2 separate regions of the Mus musculus genome follow, and region 2 is linked to region 1. A link is a loop called in an ENCODE intact Hi-C map of the cell type or tissue named here. Cell type or tissue: left cerebral cortex. All regions are shown on one strand. Links, peaks and the distances in the headings refer to the core of each region. The heading gives the core; the rest is flanking DNA.

What was found. Hi-C counts contacts between places; a loop is a spot of excess contacts. Peaks named below come from ENCODE experiments on the same cell type or tissue, not always from the same donor. Only the 100,000 strongest peaks of a DNase experiment are listed, where the experiment ranks them.
Region 2: a loop joins it to region 1, with 4 times the contacts of the local background. A loop is called at or near these places in 3 of 42 quality-filtered maps.

The regions. Positions count from the first base shown.
Region 1 is chr8:34,803,963-34,814,511 of GRCm38, forward strand. Dusp4 (dual specificity phosphatase 4) reads left to right here and starts at 3,648. Exons shown (of 4, transcript NM_176933.4): 1 at 3,648-4,211. The coding sequence starts at 3,767. In left cerebral cortex, for the core only: CTCF peaks have their summits at 3,434, 4,011 and 5,161 (motif pointing left); DNase peaks (open chromatin) are centred at 2,707, 3,228, 4,100, 4,323 and 4 more places; H3K4me3 peaks cover 4,667 bases; H3K27ac peaks cover 3,278 bases.
Region 2 is chr8:34,704,638-34,715,186 of GRCm38, forward strand. No RefSeq gene overlaps it. Among named protein-coding and RNA genes, the nearest start is that of Gm46069, 20 kb to the left of the region's middle. In left cerebral cortex, for the core only: no CTCF peak of the experiment used is centred there; DNase peaks (open chromatin) are centred at 3,379, 5,420 and 7,142; H3K4me3 peaks cover 188 bases.

The DNA.
Region 1 (10,549 bases), core at 1,780-6,779:
AACACATTGTGGACACCTTTTCCTCCTTGGAGCCCAAGTTGGCCTCCAATTCTCCCCAGTATTTACCATTCCAGCACAAATAGGTGCTGGTGAAAAGGATGTTTCGTGTGTAGTTCAGAGTAAGAAGAAAGGCTCTGGATTCCCTGGCTTCCACTCAGCTTATCTGCTGCCACCATGGTTATTCACTTATCAATGACTTTTTTTTTTTTTTTGAAGGTAAGTTTTGTTCAGTTACTTTGGGACAGGACTGTGAGTCAGAGGCTGGCATCAAAACCAGAATAGAAGCCACCGTCTTCTCTGGGGATTCTACTCCTGGCTTTGAATCCCCAGATCACAAAACTTTCTAATTGGAAAGAAAAGTTCTTAAACAAGCACAGGGATTTGTTGAAGCCTGACAGTGACTAATAAGGTCGGTCTGAGGACTGCCTGATGAAAGAGAAGTTGGATTCACATGTCACGGTGAAATTTTAAAGCATTTCCACCCCAGCTTTAACTGCTGAGTGTAAATTGGGCAATCCCACCCCAATCCTTGCAGATATTCCTAAACTAAATAACTCTGAAAGGACATCCAAGCAGTTGGCTTTCCTCAAATGCCTTTGTTTACTGCAGGATTTTATTGACCAATTGACTCACGAGGTTCCTGTGTAAACCGAGTGTTTCTCACCCTTTAGCCTGAAGACCAATGGAAGAAGGGTTTTCTATCTTCTCTATAGCCGGGGTTGGGTAGACCTTAAATTGTATTCACCTAACTGTGGACCAAATGGCTCACGCGATTCCATTAAGAAAATTATCTAGGGTGCTCTCACAGTATCCGGGGAAACACAGTGCTGTCATTTAAAGCTCATTGCCTACATTCACACTGCTGAAGGCAGTTTCCTGAAGGGGGCGGGGCGAGGGGGGAGGTCGTTTGTTTTATTCAACATCATCTTCTCTTGGCTTAAATGTACTAAGTCTCAAGTAGGTGGCCCTCTCCAGGAACAGGCGAGCAGGCGAGCAGGCGCGGGCACTCACACGTGGACACACACGCGGACACGCGCCTGCCCACACCCCTTGCGCGTGACTCGCCTATGGGATTTAAGGGCTTCTCCGGCAAGGATTACCGTCAGGTGCAGAAAGCAGCCCTTTGTTCCGTGGGCATTCCCCCCCACCCCCCGGATTTGACTGTTATTTACAGGCCATGTGAGCACTGGCCAGGGCCTGGCCGGCGGGGGGGTGGTGGCAAGGAGAGCACCCCTGACGCATGGGAGACAAAGGCTCGTGAGGCCAGCGCCGCCAGGGGACAACTCCACCCTCACCCCCCTCTGTGACTCCGGTGAAATCGGCCGAGACTTGCATCCGGAGAAGTTGAGGCCTGCTGGCCTCTGGATATGTAGACTTCGGGGAGAGGCCCCACGAGAGTGAATCTGACCCGGGCTGTCGAGGCACGGGGGATGTCTAGCACCCATAGAGGGCCAGCAAAGGGGAAGCACTAGATGTCCTCCCAGCTCCCGAACCAAGAGAAACCACTTTGCCCTCCTCACGGGTGCAGGGAGCCCATGCGGCTCTCCCAGCCAGAAAGCCGGGTGCCGGAGACTTTGCCCCAGGCAGCCGACGTCACTCCACTGTGGTGGCTCCTTCCGGAACCCGAATTAGAGTGATCGCGCACCCCGGGCACCAAAATATAAGGTGCGTTGGGGGCTGAGGGGTCGCTAATATGCCAGCAACAAATTAATACTCATGTAATAGTTTATTTTTTTAACTGAAGAAAAATCCATAAACAAAATAAAAACTGCAGTGCCATTTTGGAACCCGAGGCAATAAAAATAAATCTCCACAGATGATTGCTTCTCAACCCCCATAGCCCACTGGACCCTGAAAGGGGTGTCAGGGCCTTCAGAGTGCAGAGAGCCGGTAGAAGGCCTTGAAATGAGAGCTGGAGGTGATCTCGGGCGAGCAGCTACGCAGAGAACAAAGCAAAGGGTAACAGTGGAGGAGGCTGAACAGGGCGGGAAGGACCCCAAGGCTTCGGCGGCCCTCGCTGCCTTAATCAGGCTTAGTCGCAACTTGAAATGGAATATTCGACCTGGCCGCCGCTACCAAACCCCGTAATTCCCTTGTTCGGTGATTAATTCTTGCTAACAAGACTTGGCAAGATCTCGGCCAAATAATTTTTTTGGCTCTCTGTAAGGTCCCCACCACATGCGCGCATAACCTCCTCTCTTGCCAAAATCGAGCCCTTGGGAAATTAAATGCTCCCCCCCCGAAAGTAAAATGGGGGGTGGCAGATGCTACGTGACCTGGAAAGAGGGATGCGGAAACTCGAATCGTCTCCTAGCTTATTACATTTGCTTTTATAAAAGGTCATTCTTCCCATGGGCACTTTTCAGCATCTTTTCCTTCGTACCAAATGTAGACCTTAACCGTCATTTCCTTAGAGGACGTTGCGTGTGAGGAGGGAAGCGAGGACTCCCACCAAAGAGGAAAACCTCCGGGTATTCCCCCCCCCCCCCCCCATGGTTAAAAAAGCAGGTTTTAGGAAGCTTGGGCCCGAGTGCCTCCCATTCTCTTGCACGGGCACAGCATTCGGCCAATTAACGCCCCCCTCTGGGTTGTAAAGTAACAAACCCCTCCACCTCTCTTTTGTTATTGGGCTTCGGCGCGAGGGCCTTCCCTTTCATCTTTCTAAATCTGCGTTGGCCCAGGTTCCGCGGGAAGCTATAAACCAGATGTAATAGCTCGGGATGGAAATCGATCACGCTAATGTATAAACTAAGTCCGGGGAATCGCATGGAAAAAAACAAAGACAAAACACAACCGGCCGGGCACGAAGAACGAGATTAAGTCCGGCGAGGAGAGGTCCCCAAGCCCTACGGGGTGGCAGCCGCACAGTGTCAGGTTTCTCGGAGCTGCAGGAGCGAGACCTCGAAGACTGGGGAGGCCGGGGGGGTGGGGGGGAGCGCAGGGGTGAAGACCTCCACACGGAGAGCCCAGGCCTCAGTAAGGCCCCGCGTCGCCACCCGCAACGATCTCTACCAGGATCGCCGCGCTCCGGGGCTGAGGAAGGACAGGGCACCGCGCCGCGGCTCCATTCACAAAGTCCCCGAGCCGCCGGCTCGCGGGCGGGTCGGAGGCTGCCTCCTTTTCTTCCTCTAGGTCTCCGTTTTATGAATGGGCCTGGCAGCCAGCACCGAGCGCCCTGTTTACTCCTCTCTTTGTGACGTCGAGTCCCCGTGACTGGGTGCGAGGGGGCCGGCGCTCCATTCACGAGCCGGGGTGGGGGCGGGGCGGGAAGCTTGCGTTGGGGGCGGGGCCTGGCGAGGTAGTAATGACTCTTCCCTCCCCCGGGAGAGCCGGCGAGCATTAATAAATCTCTAAGCCAGAGGAGGAAACTCTGGCTGGGGCAGTGCGTGCAGCTCCGGCGGTGCAGCGGTGGGGGAAACGGCGGAGCCCACGGCAGAAGCAGCCCTAGCTAGCAAAACACACCAGAGGCGACAAACCGAGAGGAGCCCTCTCTCGTAAACACACTCCCCTGCTCGATCGCTTGCCCCGGGTGCCGCGCGCCCGCCAGCTTTGGCGCCAGAGAAGGCTGGGACTGCTATGTAACGTTGAGGCTGCGGGAGGTGGAAGCAGGGGTGTTAGAGGGAGAAGAGCCTGGGGCCAAGTTTGCGGGTCACTTCTGCAGGCGCCCTCTTAGCCCTCGCCTGGTTCCTTCTTGTTAGCCTAGCTGGCTCCGGTGCCCTTGGCCTTCTCCAGCTAGCTCCCCAGCTTACTGCGTTTTGCCGGCGACATGGTGACGATGGAGGAACTGCGGGAGATGGACTGCAGCGTGCTCAAAAGGCTGATGAACCGGGATGAGAACGGCGGCGGCGGCAGCGCGGGCGGCAACGGCAGCGGCAGCCACGGCGCCTTGGGGCTGCTGAGCGGCGGCAAGTGCCTGCTGCTGGACTGCAGGCCGTTTCTGGCTCACAGCGCGGGCTACATCCGAGGCTCGGTGAACGTGCGCTGCAATACCATCGTGCGGCGGAGGGCCAAGGGCTCCGTGAGCCTGGAGCAGATCCTGCCCGCCGAGGAAGAGGTGCGTGCCCGCCTGCGCTCTGGCCTCTACTCGGCTGTCATCGTCTACGACGAGCGCAGCCCGCGCGCCGAGAGTCTCCGGGAGGACAGCACGGTGTCGCTGGTCGTGCAGGCGTTGCGCCGGAACGCGGAGCGCACGGACATCTGCCTGCTTAAAGGTAAACGTGGGTGCCCGGGAGAGCGAGGTGGGAGGGTAGGTAGTGTAAGGGACTTGGCGGCCTGAGCCCTGCTGGGCATTGGGAGGAAAGTACCCGAGTGACTACGGGGTGCTGGAGTCCCCTTCCTCGCGTGTCTTTGTGCGTGTCAGTGTGAACGGTTTTGCTGTGGTTTGGAGCCTGAGTCCCGGGGAGGCCGTGCTGGCGCGTTTCCCCAATCACCTGCAATCCGCACGCGTCTTGGAGTTTCCGTGTTTGTTTACGCGAACGGTTCTGGCCTGGATGCTGGCAGCGGTTCCTCTGCGCAGCCCAGCTTCAAGTACTGAGAACGCGCTCTTAGGTCCCACGGGGACGAGAGAGGCCTGGTTCGGTATAACCCCGGGAACCCTAGAGGGGGGTGAAGGAAGGTGAATGCTAGGGTAGGAGCTGTCTCAGGAGTTCATACACATCGGTCAATGAGGAAAGGAGAATTGGGGTGCAGACCTGGGGAGCTATCTCTTTTTTTCCCCGCTGCCTAAACTCAGAGCTTTCTTGGATGGCGGCCAACCCCCACTTGCCCCGGTCTAAGGGAGGCTGAAGTGCTGTATTTGGGGGGGTGGGGGGACACCAGGCACAACCGCGCCTGCTCCTGCTAATCCCGGGAGCAGAGAGTTACCACCTTTTGTTCACACATCATTCTCGACTCTGCCAGCGGCGCGTGCCTGGTTCGAGCGAACCCTGGCGTAGGAAATTAGGTGGCCGGAGAGAGGGTGGCTTGTCACATTGAGAAGTCAGACACCCCAAAAGGATCGCGCAGTATCTCAGACGTTGGCAAAGGGGAGGGACCGCTCGCCGCACCTGCCAGCTCGCTCGGTGTGCCGGCCACCGGTTGGGGAGCACTGTAGGGTGCGGGGTGTGTGTGTGTGTGGGGGGGTCGGGCGCCCCCTGCTGCGCTGCTCCCCTACCTCCGGCCACCGCATTCCGTGCATTCTTTCGCGCGGGTCTGGTCTTTGCTTCCAAAGCCTGGAGGTTTGTCCGACCTCCGCCTTCCAAGAGCCGCCCATTTCCCTGCCGAGGCTCTTCGCCCCGTCTTCCAGACTTTTCCTCTTAGTGTCTTGTCTTCCTTAAGGAAGGGAGGCCGGGAGCGAAACCCTTTCTCGCGTCCCCTCCGAACGGCACCCGGTGCGGGCGAGCCAGGCTGGCCGTGCGGAACAGCGGGGGGCTTTGTTCTCCGCAGTTGTTTCCTGACCATTTGACCCGTCAGCTGCTGGGGAAACGCTGCTGTTGATCTGAGGCTGAACTGCCAGGGCGATTTTTTTCTTTTCTTTTCTTTTTTTTTCTTCCTTTTCTTTCTTTTCTTTTCTTTTCTTTTTTTTTTTTTTTTGCAAGGACCGCCTGTGGCTCCTGCAGCCGAGCCCCAGTCTCTCAGCCGGCTCCCTAAAACGCTTTAGGAGCGACGGCCAGGAACACAGGTTCCGGACCTCGCGACCGGCCAGCGGTCTGAACCGGGGCCCCACGCAGTATCCGCGGAGCCCTGCCTAGGAAAGGCGCAGGTCCCGGGTCCTCCCTCGGCGGGGTGTCCTGCCTGGGCCCCTGAATCGAGATCGCGCGGGTGGGAAAGGTGAAACTGTTTCGGGGTGAAAGTCCTAGGTTGTCCTGGGTTGCCCAGCGGTTGGATTGAGAGTCGGAGCCCATGTCTTCCAACCCTGGCTTCAGGAGTACTTCAGTCCCACGTGGAGTCAGGGATTGTTTTGTTTTTCTTCCTGGAAGAATTCCGCCTGGGACTGCCCTGAAGCTGGAGCGGCAGCTGCCTTGAGCCTGAGCCCTTAGGCTTCCTTCCTGGGTGCGGGCCCCGGGGTCGGCCGAGCGCCTAGGGAGGGAGGCATATTTTTAATGTTAAACCTATGGCTTGCGGCACTCTACCGGTCCTGGATTCGGATCTGGAGACAGGCGAGGCCAGACCAGTTCTGAGAGATGCTTCAGGGCGAATATTGATGTAAGACTGGACAGGACAGGTGGCCTCTGGGCAAAATGACAGTCCCATCCGTAATGGGTGCCTGGCCCACAGAAAGGCAGCATTTCCTTCAAGTCGCGTTTTCCACCCCCTTCTCTCACTGGGCCGGGAGGATCAATCACCCTACCCCCTCAAATGCCAAAGGCCTTCTTCCCAGTCCTCTGAGGTGACGCTCTTCTAGGCCTGGTCACAGGCCTGGACTGCTTAGTTTTCATCTGTTCAGGAACAGCTCCTTCCCTCTTCTAGACAGAAGTTCAGCAGCCCTTGGAAGCAAGAGCCTAACATGATAATTTGTGTGTGTGTGTGTGTGTGTGTGTGTGTGTGTGTGTGTGTGTGTGTGTATGTGTTGGTCTTAGAGATCAGCGTTTGTCAGCCTTAGTTTATGTAGATGTGTGTGCTGAGCCACGACCTCGTCCTTCCTTCTCTCTGCCAGCTATTGAAAGGTCTTGGTAGAGCAAGAAGGAAATGTCTGCTCTAGGAGGGGGCAGTCATAGGAACTAAGCAAACCTCCCTCCCACCCCCAATCCTGCCCGGGAAATGTGGCTAGGTATGAGAGCATTGGCCCAAGGCTCTCTTCTGCTGGTGGAGTGAGGAGGCAGGCAGTAGGCAAGTGGAGACAGAGTGGGTGCCCACCAACCTTGGGATAGGGGAGAGAAAATAAAAAATAACCCTTTTAGAAGTGATGTCCTTCCAGGCCAAAGCGCTTGTCGGCCCCCCCCTTAAAAGAAATTGATGTTCCCCCTTTTGGGGGGGGTCTCTTTAAAAGATTTTTTTTCATAAGCAAGGTTTTAAAAGCAAGAATTAAAACTTTGCGAAACTATTGTTAATCTTATACATCGATCAAGTTTTGGTACATACTAGAAATCTTATGTTTCCTTTATGTGAGTAAAAAAATCATTGAAATTCTCTAACTTACATTTTTAAGTTTTTCAGATTTTATCTCAGTTTACATGTTTCAGATTCTTAACCTCCGTAAATGTTTGGGTTGGAATTTTAGATTTGCTTGCCTTTTAAAAGAAAAAAAAATCTTATCCGAATGGAAATAATTTTTTAATGCCAGTATCCCCAATCACAAATCAATCTGTTACACACAAATAATTTCAACCTGGTGTGGGAAATGCGTGTGATCACCAGACCTTGGAGGCTGGCTGAGGCAGTTGCGTCACGAACTGCTCCACACACAGGATCTTCTTTGTGCAATTTTATCTACTGTCCTGTGTAGAATTTACCATATGACCTAAGTTCTTATTCAAACACAATTGCAAAATTATGCAGGGGGCTGTTTTGAGCTATTGGGATAGAGTCATCTAGACAGCCTACTTCCTCAACTTATCTGTCTAGATCTTGGGTCTGACCCTGAGTTGAGTGGAGGACTCCGTCTTGCTCACCAGGACCTTTGTTGGTGCCTGCACGTCTCTTTCTCTGGACTTCTCTCCAGCTTTCCCAGTGTATAGCTCAGGCGTCTCAGGGCATAGCTCAGGGGCCTGCTTACACCTACATTTTATATTCAGAGGGAGGAAGATTTCTGGCTTTTTCTATTTGTACATAGAACAGAGTGCTCCAGAGAGGGAAAGAGTTGGAGTGTTAGAATTACCAAAGCAATTACTTAAGCAAGACTCCCAAGCCTTAAAGCATTAGCTACATAGTTACTAGGCATTAGCTACATAGTTACAAGGAACGGAGAAAGTACAACTGTGGCATCAAGCGAATGGACTTCTCTAGTCAACCAAGGTTACTAAAGACAGGGCGAGGTGTCCAAGGACTTTCTCCTTTATCTTTTAAGACCATCAGGGCTTCTTATCTTGTAGAAAAAGGTGGTAGTTAAAGAGCCAAGAAATCCCTTTAAATACTCCAAACCTGTAAAGCTGGATTGCTAATTTCCTTACTTCAAGAGCCAGTTCCTGTCAGAGAGAGGGAACATGGCCGGAAGTCAAGTGACTCTGATAGAAGCCAGTCTGCTGGACAGGGCAGTTAGGGTGGGAGGCCTGGGAGGGACTGCAAGAAAGATCTAGTCCCTAAGCAAGGCTTTAGGGCAGTGATTCTCAACTTCCTGATGCTGCCACCCTTTAATACAGTTCTTCATGTTGTATAAACCCCAATTATAAAGTCATTTCATTGCTACTTCGTAACTAATTTTGTTAGTTATGAATCACGATGTAAATATCTGATATGCAGGATTTCTGTCGTGCTACCCTGTGAAAGGGTCCTTCAACTTTCCCGCCAAGGGTCAAGACCACCAGGTTGAGAATCAATTCCTTAGGCGGTTCGGCCAAGTGACCTGGGAAGGACAGGCTCTCTGACTTGGGAATTCTAAGATCAGGAGTTCACTTAGGTCATCTGAAGACTGTTTAAAGTGAAGTTCCCAAAGGCTACGACCTTCAGACGACCTAGACTTCCTTTCTGGGCCAGAGTGAGACCCAGGCTCAGGTGGTAATCTCAATATTGACTGATCGGATCTAGGGAAAGTGGCAGCCTCATTAAGATTCCCCGCCATAGGCACTACCCGAGCAACTCCTCTCTAGGAACCCTATTATGGTGGTTTACCAGCACCAGTCAGGGGCCCTTGTAAAGCACTTCTACGAATGTATATGATCTCCACTCCCTTCCGGCTGACCTGGCAGCCCACTAGAGTGGAGGAGTTACAGCTAGCAGCAGCCCCTTGTGGTCATGGTTTATATCCTGAAGGTGAGCCATGGAGTTAACTGGAGATATAGTTAGTTGCCCTTCAGGCAAGCCCCTTGAAGGCCAGGCCTAAGTTTCCATTTCTGACCTACAGGTTGAAAGGCAATAAGTACAGGAAATAAGTTCTTTATCCTTTGATGTTTATTTATTTATTTATCTTTATTTTTGTTTTTTCAAGACAGGGTTTCTTTGTATAACAGCCCTGGCTGTCTTGAAACTCCATTAGTAGATCAGGTTGGCCTCAAACTCAAAAGAGAGCTGTCTGCCTCTGCCTTCTGAGTGTCTGTGATTAAAGGCGTGCAGCAGCAAACTGGGCTGATATTTATTTGTTTATTTATTTATTTAGTGCTAGGAATCGACATGTTGTTTAACAAAGCACTCTACCACGGAGCTGCACAGCCCCAATCTTAGGAAGTATATTGTTAAATAAGACCTTTAAGAAATCTGTTAGGAAATTACTTATGTTCAACAGGACATTGGAAAAACAGGCCGAAATTCATTGGTATATGTTATGATTTTTTTTGTTTGTTTTGTTTTGTTTTGTTTTGTTTTGTTTTTGAGACAGGGTTTCTCTGTGTAGCCCTGGCTGTCCTGGAACTCACTCTGTAGACCAGGCTGGCCTCGAACTCAGAAATCCGCCTGCCTCTGCCTCCCAAGTGCTGGGATTATAGGCATGTGCTACCACTGCCTGGCATGTTATGAAATTTTATCCAGAAGATGCCCAATGCCTTGGAGAGGCCCAGACTGACCATCTGATTCATGTGTCCCGGTTCCACTTTGGGACATATGCCGGAGGTTCAGTGAAAATCTGGCCCCTTCTGCGTGGAGTTAAGTTCTGGATAAAACTTGGGTCCTCTGAACCTGGTTCTTTACCACAGAGGCGCTGTGGCCATGATGATACTTGCATGAAGATGGGGCTACTAGCTAGGAGGGCCTGAGAGGAAAACATTTTAAGGCAGCTTTCCCTACACACTGAGAAATAAGAGCTCTCTCTCTCTCTCTCTCTCTCTCTCTCTCTCTCTCTCTCTCTCTCTCTCTCCCCCCCCCTCTCTCTGCATGTGCGTTTCATACCTGCAATCCCAGCATATGGGGAGTGGGAAGTCTGATTACCATGAGTTCGAGGCCAGCCTGGGTTACAAAGTGGGGACTACCCCCCGCCCCCGTGACAATATACCAGACCCAGTAAGTTTACACCATGATCAGGAAGAAGGTCACATGGACCCCTTTGGACCTTCTCTAAACGGACACGCTTTTAAAAAAATGAGCACACAGTACTACTCGGTTCTCTTCTTTGAAGTGCGGGTCAGCTGGTGTCTGGGCAGGAGTATCGCTGCCAGCACCCTCTGGAATCACCCATGGGCATGCGGCAGTGTTCCCAAGGGAATGGCTAGTGCAGGGGCTCCTGATGGTAAGTCTGGCTTCAAGCTGGCCACGGTGAATGCTGGCCCCTGTCCTTAACCTGACTGTGAGACCCCAGGTGGCTGTGTGCTGTGTGTGTAACTCTGGTGCACTTCACATGTTCGACGGGGGCTGCTCGATGCACAGGAAGTAAATGCCCTCTGTCTGGGGTATTTCAGTTCTTAGTAACTCAGGATTCACCCAAAAGGCTTTAACAGCGAGCGGCATGGCCAGGCGAGGCAAGGACTTTTCAGTTTCTTCCTCTATG
Region 2 (10,549 bases), core at 3,090-8,089, 98 kb before region 1:
ATTTTATGTGAGTACACTGTCTGACACACCTTACAGACCCCATTACAGATGGTTGTGAGCCACCATGTGGTTGCTGGGATTTGAACTCAGGACCTCTGGAAGAGCAGACAATGCTTTTAACCTCTGAGTCATCTCTCCAGCCCCTAGAATAAAGTTTATTCAGGGCATGGGGAGGGGAGTTAAGAGGGAAGTAGAGACAAAGGCAGAGAGAGAGAGAGAAAATAGAGGAGTAGGGGCCAGCTGGAGAGAGGGGGGGAGGGATGAGAAGACAGACAGAGAGCAAGAAGGCAAGAGAACAAGAGAGAGGAGGGGGCAAGCAGCCCCTTTTATAGTGAGTCGGGCACACCTGGCTGTTGCCAGGTAACTATGGGGCGGAGCTTAGACAAAAAAAATAAACTGCTAACAATGACAAACTAAATTGAAAAAACAAAACAAAATAGAAAATGCTTTCTTCTGAAAAAGCCTTGTGGCTGGAGAGATGACTCACTGGTTGAGAGCACATACTGCTCTTGCAGAGGTCCTGAGTTCGAGTCCCATTGCCTGTGTTGTACAGCTCCTAACCACTCCAGCTCTAGGCAGACTCCCATACTTCTGGCTCTTACCTACAGACATTCACACAGAAGACCCCCTGCACACACAGGCATGCGTGCACAGGCACACATACACACACACACACAGACAGAGAGAGAGAGAAACACACTCATAATTAAAAATAATGCAATAGGGCTAGAGAGATGGCTCAGTGGTTAAGATCCAATGCCCTTTTTCTGACTTCCACAGGCTCCAGGCATATATGTGGCACAGCCATGCCTTCGGACAAGCACTAATACACACAAAATAAGTTAAATAATAATGCCCTTCATGTCAGCCACCTATACCTAGAAATACTTTCTACCTGGGATCCTTAGTGGCCTCACCAGACCGGGACTCAGATCACTGTCTGACTCAGCCATCACCAAAGTAGCTTTCTCCTGCTGTAAGTAGATGGGGAATGTACACAGAGACCCACGACTGAACACCGTGATGAGAGGGAGAGACCCTGGGACACCCAGGCCTAAGTTAGTAAATGAATAGAGGCAACTGTTACAAACCAAGAAAGATGGGGAGTTGGTTAGTTGACCAGTCAAACAGAAGACTTTCGAGAGCACAGAAGAAAAGATCTTGGTTCGAAGCCCCTGATTCACTAACTCCCCAGCACTGCACAACAGACAGAGGAGCACACACTGAGGAAATGAGGCATCACAGTAATGGGTGTTGGCTTCTTTATGCCATGCAGAGCCATGCTCTCCCAGCCTGGCAGCTGACTGAGTGCTCTGGTCTGGGAGCCACCAGATACAGTACGTGGGTGTTCTGTTCCAAAGAGGGACAGTGAGTGCCATATGTAATTTGGTTAAAACAGGGGATCCCAAGACTCTGGGGAAATGTCATAATCCCAGGGGAAAGACCAAGACCCTGGCAACAGAGCAGTTTGTAACCAGCCCTCCCAGCCGGTTCTACAGCCAAGCGAGATGTGAATCAGCCCCTTCAGTTTCTTAATGCATCCAACCGCCTTCTTGTATGTTTGTATTCTTATGGCCGTGGGAATCTAACCCCAGGGTCTTGCACATGGTAGGCAACCAACTACCATGGTTATAGTCACAGTCCTTCCCAGACACTTTAAAAATACCTTACATGTAAATATGATCAGCTAGATAGCTAAGGGTTACTGTTTCCACCAAAGGTTCTTACAGATTCTCAAGAAATCTGAAGTGCATATGTGAGTTGAAGATGGTTAGACTTGGGATGGCTCCTCAATCCTTCACCTTAAACAGGGTTACACACAATGGGAGTAAAACTAAGGACTCTGGTGTGTCTGGAGGATGAAATGGGTTGGCTGTCCTCTTGTCACACCAACGCAGAACATTTCTCTGCCCTTAACTCCCCTACTCCATCCCTAATGACATCTCCGGGGCACCTTTTCCCTCTGACTTCCTTTGGGAAATAGCAACCAAAGAATGGGAATGGAAATGGAGAGACATCAAAATACCTAATGCACTCCTGCCTCTAACGTTGGCACATGTCTCCCAAGAGCTATGTTTGTCTAGACTCGGTCCTCTTCCTCAGCTACTGTTTCAGGAAACTCCATGGATCACCCACACCTTCATGTGTTCCTAGGGGTGAAACTGAATCACTGTGTTAAAGTTTGTTCTCCCCAAAGTGTGTCTAGAGAGAGTGGTGATCTTCACAAAACCAGCACTATTAGATCCTTATAACCGTGGCAAATGACTCTTATCTACCTAGCTATTCCCATTTAAGTATAGGATATTTAAAGGGTGGTTGGGATGGGCTAGGTATATAGGTCCATGGTAGAAGTATTTTGCTAGCACACTGGAGGCCCAGGCTTTGATCCCCAGTGCCACAAGAATACAAGAATACAAAGAAAAGGGAACTTTAGGTAGTTGGGAACATTAAGGAAATAGGGGAGAACTGGAGAGATTGCTTAGTGGCTAAGGTCACTGACTGACTGCTCTTCCAGGGGGCCTGAGTTCAATTCCCAACACCCTCATCATAGCTCATCATGTCTATACCTGCAGTTCCAGATCAGACACCCTCATCTGGCTTCCATGGGTACCAGGTAGGCATATGGTACACGGACATACATTCAGGCAAAATGTGCATACTCATAAAATAATGGAAGAGAGAGGGGACAGGGGGAGAGGAGAGCAAGCCAGCGAGCCAGCTTCACCTCTCAGCTGCAGAGTCATCAGGGTGAGCTGTGTGGCTGGAGACATCTTTCTGTCAATGGAAGGGTGGGAGGTGTATAAGACTCATTGTGTAAAACATAGAGAATATTAAGGAAGAAAAAGACAGCGGTTCTCATGTTCCCATCAGTCTTTGTGCTTGCAACAGCATGGTGCAAGGTTGTGCGGACAGGAGACTTGAGCAGTGTGGACATTTCTTCTGCATTTAGTGTCTGCAAACCCTCCCAGAGCATCCAGCAGCACCACGCTGGGCCCAGGATTCATCAAGTCAATGGTCGGTCATGATCACTATGCATCAATCGGGATTTGTGGCACCTTTTTTTTTTTTTTCAGAAATAAAGATATTTAACCATCCCCTTAACAGACACAGAGGGTTAAGAGGTGTAATCTCTGGAAAATGGATTCAACCCTTCAACTCTTTTTTTTTTAATTTGTTTTTAACAAAAGAAAAGACAAAGCTCAAAGTGTATTTTATTGAGTAAAAATATTTTCTCAACCCAAACATGCACAGATAGATGGCAAGGTAGAGTGTATTTGCAAATTAAAATAGCAGAAAGTTGCCCTCAGGCTGCTGATATATAGTGATGCCACAACACCAAGGGTGGCTGGTGCTGGAGGAATGTGATCCCTGACGTGGGAATGCTTAGGTGCTTGGCAGTAACAGCGTATCCAGGGACTGCATCCAGCAGTTCTATTTCTAGGTCCACACATTAGGGGAAAAAGAAATCATGTGTACACTAGAAGATAGAGAGCAGGGCATTTAGTGCAGCAGTCTGTGAAAGACAAGAAAAAGAGATAAAATAAATAAGTAATCAAATACACAGTGGTTAGATTATAATGTCAGCAAAAAGAGAAGCTGTACTATTTATTATTATTTTATGTGCATTGTGTTTTGCCTGCATATAGGTATGTATGGGAGTGTCAAATCCCCTGGAGCTGGAGTTTACAGTCAGTTATGAGCTGCCATATAGGTGTTGAGAATTGAACCCTGCTCCTCTGGAAGAGCAGCCAGTGCTCTGAACCACTGAGCCATCTCCCTCTACTCTGGGAGCAGTATTCAACAGTATAGTAAAAAAGCAAAAGGACATAGAGAAATGTCCGAAATCAAGAAGAGACGAAAAGGCAAGCAGTGTAAGGGTAGTTAGCTGCACTGGCTACCTGTGGTAGAACTCAGCTTACAGAGCACAGGTATTAGAGCACTAGTATCTGGATCCCTCCTCGACACCAGAACCAACAGAGGATAAAGTCTACACAGTAACACTGCTGTTTTTAGGACTTTATGCATATAAAATAAACACATAAGGACACATGTACGTGAAACAAAGCAAGTTTGAATGATGAGGATAGGGAAGGAAGAAGAGAGAAGCAATGGAGTAGGACAGACGGTGGGCTGAAGGAGTTCTTGGGTCGCCAGGGATACCGCTAAGACTCTATGGTAAAGAACAAAGAGGCTTTTGATGGAGTTACTTTCTGTGTGGTTTTTGGTTTGTTTCTTTTTTGGGGGCTTGTTTGTTTTGTTTTTGTTTTGTTTGTTTGTTTGCTTGCTTGCTTGTTTTGAGACAGGGTTTCTCTGTGTAGCCCTGGCTGTCTTGGAACTCACTCTGTAGACCAGGCTGGCCTCGAACTCAGAAGTCTGCCTGCCCCTGCTTCCCAAGTGCTGGGATTAAAGGCGTGAGCCACCACTGCCTGGCTCTACGTGGTTCTTACTGTTGTCTGCCTATTAAAAAGTATTCATTCCATAACATCACACCTGTGATGTTGCTGGAACTTTAAGGCTTTCTTAAGACATATGGCATCATACTGGTAGAAGTTAGAGATCCCAAGAAGTCCAAGCTATATGTGACAGAATCCTGAGAACTGCAGCCAGCAAGCACATTTCGTACAAAAAAAAAAACAAACAAAAAACACAAACAACAACAACAATAACAACTAAAATGCATGTCCAGCTTGGAAGAGATGCTCTGACTGGTCAACGGGCATCAAACAATTCCGAGGAGAAACGGGACACACCTGCGGTGGTTAGCCTGGAGTTCCAGGCTCTTTAAGCCTTTAAACCGAGTGGGGCACGCCAGAAGCTTCAGGAATGTCATCCTGGAAAGCGGCAGCCTGCCAGTGGCCACTTTGTATTCCGTGAAGGGTGTAAGTTCAGATGTGACCCAAACGCTGTCTGGCTCTCTGCCTTTCCTAGTTGGAGGGCAGCTCTGGCCATATAGACTCATCTCCAAAGGAACAATGCCCATGCAATCACCAGCTGAAAGATGCGGAGGCCCTTAGGCAAGACACAGAATCCCTGGCTACATCCTCAGTCCCGACCAGTCAGCATCACCCCACCCCCACCCTAACCCCCAATCCCCAATCCCCGCTGAAATGACCTTAGGCTGACCTGGTGGTGACAGTTCACCTGGTGGAACATTTTTTTTTCAGACTCACTGGAGTTTGGGGGCTTGGTCTAAACCCTGGATCACCGCTCAGAAGTGCCAACAAATCTGTGATCTATTTACACTCACTGAAATCAACCAATAAATGGGCAAAGAGCTCATCTGCGACACTGGGCACAGCTTCTCTCTCACACGGCATTTCTGTTCCATTAAACATTGCAAATGAGAGTCCAAGGAGGAAGCGAATTTCCAATCAAACCAAAGAACCCAAGGAGCCCGAAATCTGTTCTCCAGTTCTCACCCAGATGGCTGTGTGGGCACACACACAGACCAGCTCACCCACTTCAAACGGAGCAGAGCTAAATACATAAAAATAAACAAGTGACTTAGTTGGGGGTGTAGCCATCCGTTTCTGAGATGACTCGAGGGGTATTATTTGGATGCCCTAAGGGTGCAGGTGTCTAAACTGGGCTTGCTTCCTGGCCTCGGTTCTCCTGCCACAAGGGCCCAGCAGCGGGAAGCACACCGCAACCTTCCACCGAGCCACAGAGAACCCCGCCAAAGGGAGCCCGGCAGCCACTTTTGAGGCTCCCGGTTCTCCTTGAATGTAACATGTCTCATTAATTTCTTCCATCTGCCGTTGTGTGCAGGGGAAAAAAAAATCCAAGGGAAAATATAAAGGGCCGACCCAGGATTTACTGCCTGAGCCTCTAATCCGTGTTCAATTTGTAAGAGGCTACAATTCCTCCAGATGGGACACATCTAAAAACTGGCTTTCCCCCCAGTCCCAAAGACATTTGGGAGAACTTCCCGGTCGGCTTGGGCAGTGTTCCTGAGGGTGGCAGCAGGCAGGTGCTCCTGTGACACTCTATCCAGAATCGTCAGAAATCAAAGGCAGAACAGGGTTTCCGAAGCAGGAACCAACCTTTCGAGGGCTGCCAACCCTAAGAACTTTCCTCTTCCCTCTGCCCCGCTGCCAGATCATTCTATTGCTCTACATCCTCCCCACCAGACTCAGAGACTGGACAGACGAAATCGACCGTCAGTTTCATTCCTTGGAAGGATGGCAGTTGAAAGTGTTCCTGGGAGGAGATGCTGACATTAAGTTGGCCGCCTTGAGAGCTGGGGACTACTAACAGAACCGTCCCCCATCCTCCCGCGGCCAACGATAAGTGTCTTTGCAGGGACGTCAACACTGCATATAAAGCCTGCCTGAACTCCCCATATAGCCAGACGAGGACAGCCATATGTATTTATTAATGCAATTATACTTAAGGGTTTGATATGTGATACACCTTATTCCAAACATCGCTACATTCCATGGTACAGGAACAGTGTTCTGACTTATCAAAATTATTCAGTGCTGCTATGGATTGCATTGTGTCCCCCAGAAACTCATGTATTACACTCTTTCTTTTAAAATCTATTTTGGTTTTTATTATTTAGTGTATGGGTGTTTTGTATGCATGTATATTATGCAATGTACCACAGTCAGACAGTGTTCTGGAGGCCAATACGTTGGATCTCCTGGAACTGTAGCTGTTGTAAGAGCTACCATGTAGGTGCTGGGAAGTGAACAAGGGTATTCTGGAAGAATGACAAGGGCTCTAAAGTACTGTACTGCCTCTTCAGCCCCATGTATTGCAGTCACGATCCTTGGAATGCTAAGATGAGGTCATTAGGGTGAATTCTAATCCAACATGACCGAGATCCTTGTCAGAAGTAGAAAGTCGGAGGTAAAGCACTTGTGTGGAGTGTAAAAGATCCTGGAGAAATAGATGATAGACAGACAGTCAAACATAACAGGTGAGAGGGGAAGGAGAAAGAGGAGAAGGAAAGAGCAGAGACTACAAGAGAAGAGAGAAAGTTGCAAATGAAGGCGTAGGTTGGAGCAACAGTTCCAGAAGCGATGGAAGAGCCCAGGGCCACCAGCTACTCACCAGCAGCCAGTAGAACAGAGCAGTTCCTCCTTATTCCTCCTGGGAACCAACCCCGTCCACACTTGATTTCAGACTTGCAGCGTCATAACTTAGGCGATGCACATCCCACATGAAAACCCACACTCCCAACTACACCTTCTACACAACTGTGCCAAATAAAATAAAGACTCCCTGGATCTCAGGCACCATTGGTAAAAATGGGAGTTTGGAGCCTGGGTCCTCTTGTTAGGTGCAGTGGCTACAGCTTGCAGTTCCTGCTATCGATCATCTGTGGTACCAATGATCATAGCTACGTTGGAGAGCTCACTTTTACCTAACTTTGCCTTAGGCAACTGCTCTTGTGTTGCCTTGCAACTTTTGAAAAGGAAAAGCAAATAACTCCATTATTTTGAAAACTTTTCATGCATGTAGGCTCAGGGAGACAAAAATTCTTGTCACAAGAAACAAAACAAAACAAAACACTGGAACACACACACACACACACACACACACACTATCCTATATGAGATGGTCCCTGGTTTTGAGAATGCCAGAAATCTGTCCCAAATCCCGGCTATTGAGCCAGTAGCCAGCTGAGAAACAAAGTTTGATGCTGGAACAGGTCTGTGTAATCTGTTAGAAATTTTCATGAGCAATCTTACAGAAATTATCCAGGGTTGATGGAGAAGAGACTGTGGTATAGCGATCATTGAGATTGTTGCCAGCTAGTCTTTGTAGCCAGGATCTGTGGCTTTCTGGAGGAGAGCATCCTGGATAACCGCTCTTAGAGAGGACACTAACTTCCTACAGTGGCTTCTGGGTAGGAGTAGGAGCTGCTGCTTTGTCTAGGAATGAGAAACAGAAGGTCAGTTCTGAGACTCTGTGCCTTGTCTGTCACATCTTGAACCAGGAGCAAGGCTATTCCAAGGGTCTGACTCTTAACTCACAGACTCTTCCTAGACGACCAAGACCTCTGGGGTCTGTCAACTGCTGCTGCTTGCTGCAAGGAGAGGAGTTCTGAGCCCAGAAGGAACGCTAGCATGTCTGTCTAGCATGAGGAAGCTCACCGGAAAGTTTGGGGACTGAGTTGAGCCTTCCAGCCACATGTTTCTCACCATAAAACATCATGGAAGAGAAGGAACTTTGGAAAGCAAATCAAAATATTTTTTAAAGGTTCTAATCATGAAAATCAAAACTCCTATGTGAATTGTCTTGCATGAGAGGTCAATAGGCAGTTTGATCTATTCTTAAGTCTGGGGCTATTTATTTACTTTTACAAATTAGTAATTCTGTATTTATTTATTTGTTTATTTGTTTATTTATTTATTCTATTGTATTCTATTGTATTCTATTGTATTCTATTCTATTGTATTCTGTTCTATTATATTGTATTCTATTTTATTGTATTTATTTATTTTTGTTTTTCAAAACAGGGTTTCTCTGTGTAGCCCTGGCTGTCCGGGAACTCACTCTGTAAACCGCACTGGTCTAGCACTTAGAGATTCACCTACCTCTGGCTCTAGTGTGCTAGCCCCACCACATCTGCAAGTAATTCTGTTTAAAACTCATCGTTGGTAGTGTACTCATTCTAAGTAGAGGTGTCAATCACAACTACAGACTCATAGTGGCTGTTGCAGAAGGGAATCTCCTCCTGTGTTTATAATGGGATTTGGAGAAGCAGAGAGAGTTAAACGGTATGTTCAAGATGGGAGCTGGACAAGGGCAGATCCACAAGGAAAGATTGCTCCTGACGACCCTGGCATTTTATTGATTCCCTGCACCCTGATCCCATGGCTCTCCATGTGCTGGATTCTTCACTTTGGACTTTAATAGACCAAGACTGCAGACTAAGTCCTCTGAAGAACGGAAGCAGCTCTAACATTATGTTTTAAAATCTAGAAGCATCATTTTAAGTTCTTGCATGTACAGCCAGATTTTCCTGCTATATAGTACAACTGAATAACTTGAAACTCACTTGCAAACCATCTTCCCCAACCCTCCTTCCCTATCCCCTAATGTGGGAAAATGAGGTACCAGCCAGGAAGACGGATAGAAGAAGAAACTCTCCACATGTAGACAAATGCAAAACCAGCCGGTGGTCACTGAGGCCTGATAAAAGCCTAGGAGGAGGCCAACAGTGGTGACAGGGACCAGTTTCTTCTAGATGGGATGGATCCCCATACTGTGAACTGAAGATTTGCTCTCCGTAGAGAAATCATGTAGGTCAGTGGAGTGGGGTGACATGTCACTCAGGAGTTGGAAGTTCTTGAGACTAGACCGTCTCCACTTCTTGTACAGTTCAGTAGCTACTGCCCTCTGGAATGTTTGTCGATCTCTGTTCTAGATGTGGAGATCGCTAGAACATTGTTCAGAGAGGAGTGTGCACGGAGTACTTGCAGGTAAAGGACAGCAGCTGCAAGTGTATTATTAGGAGAGAGGATGCGACCATCCAAACCAGCAACACTCTCAAGTTACAGAAGTTACTGCTGGGCTCACGACTTTGGGCTCATTGACCTCAAGAAGGCTCTGGAGATCGAGGGGACTTCCTTTCCTATGGGCTGTTTCTTTGAGAAAATTAGAATATTCTTTATCATTAGATAAAGTATAAAAATCCCTCCAGTTTCTAACATCCTTCATTCCAGAGTGAGCAACTCAGTCTCCCAAGGAACACACTGGTCAGAGATCAGAGCATTTGATTTTATTTTCTAAGCCTATCATGGACAGACACACTCCAACAGTCTAACTACACACCGCCCGTGATGGCAACCATGTTCTTTTCAGCCAGTACACTATCTTAAACAACATTCTGAGTCCTCTCGCTATGTGCTTAATATCTGCATGGCCTTCCCATTCTATATATGAGCCATATTTATTTAACCCATCTTTTATAAATAGAGAGCAATCTTGAGTTTTTCCATTCGTACAAAGGATGCTGCCATAAATATCTTTCCTACAGATTTCTTTGGGAAGCTGTGTGATTTATTTCTACAAAGGAAATTCCATGAAGTATAAATGGTTGCATCGAAGATGTCTTAGTTCTGGGGCTGAAGAGATGGCTGAGTATTTAAAAATGCTGCTCTTGCAAAGGACCTGAGTTTGGGTCCCAGAATGTACCAGGTAGCTCACCACTGTCTGTAATCCCAGTTTCGAAGGATCTGATGCCCTCTTCCAGCCTCTATAAGCATCAGGCACGTTGGCTTATAGAGAATTTGTTGCTTAAGATAATTGTGTTAGGAAGTAGAACCTTTAAAAAAATGTGATTAGGCCATGAGGTTAATAGTTCCATGGATAGATTTAATGCTTTAATAAAGGGAGATGTTTTCCCTCTCTCCCTCCCCCTTCCCTCCCCCTCTGCTCCTCCACCAAGTGAGAAGCAGTCTCCGTCCCTGCTGAGAATGGCGTGTTGAGGGCACTGTCTTAGGAGCAGAGTTGACCTCTGACAAACACTAAACTGATCAGTACCTTGATCCCTAGCCTCCCAGCTTTCAAAGAAATAAGTTCCTGTTGTTTA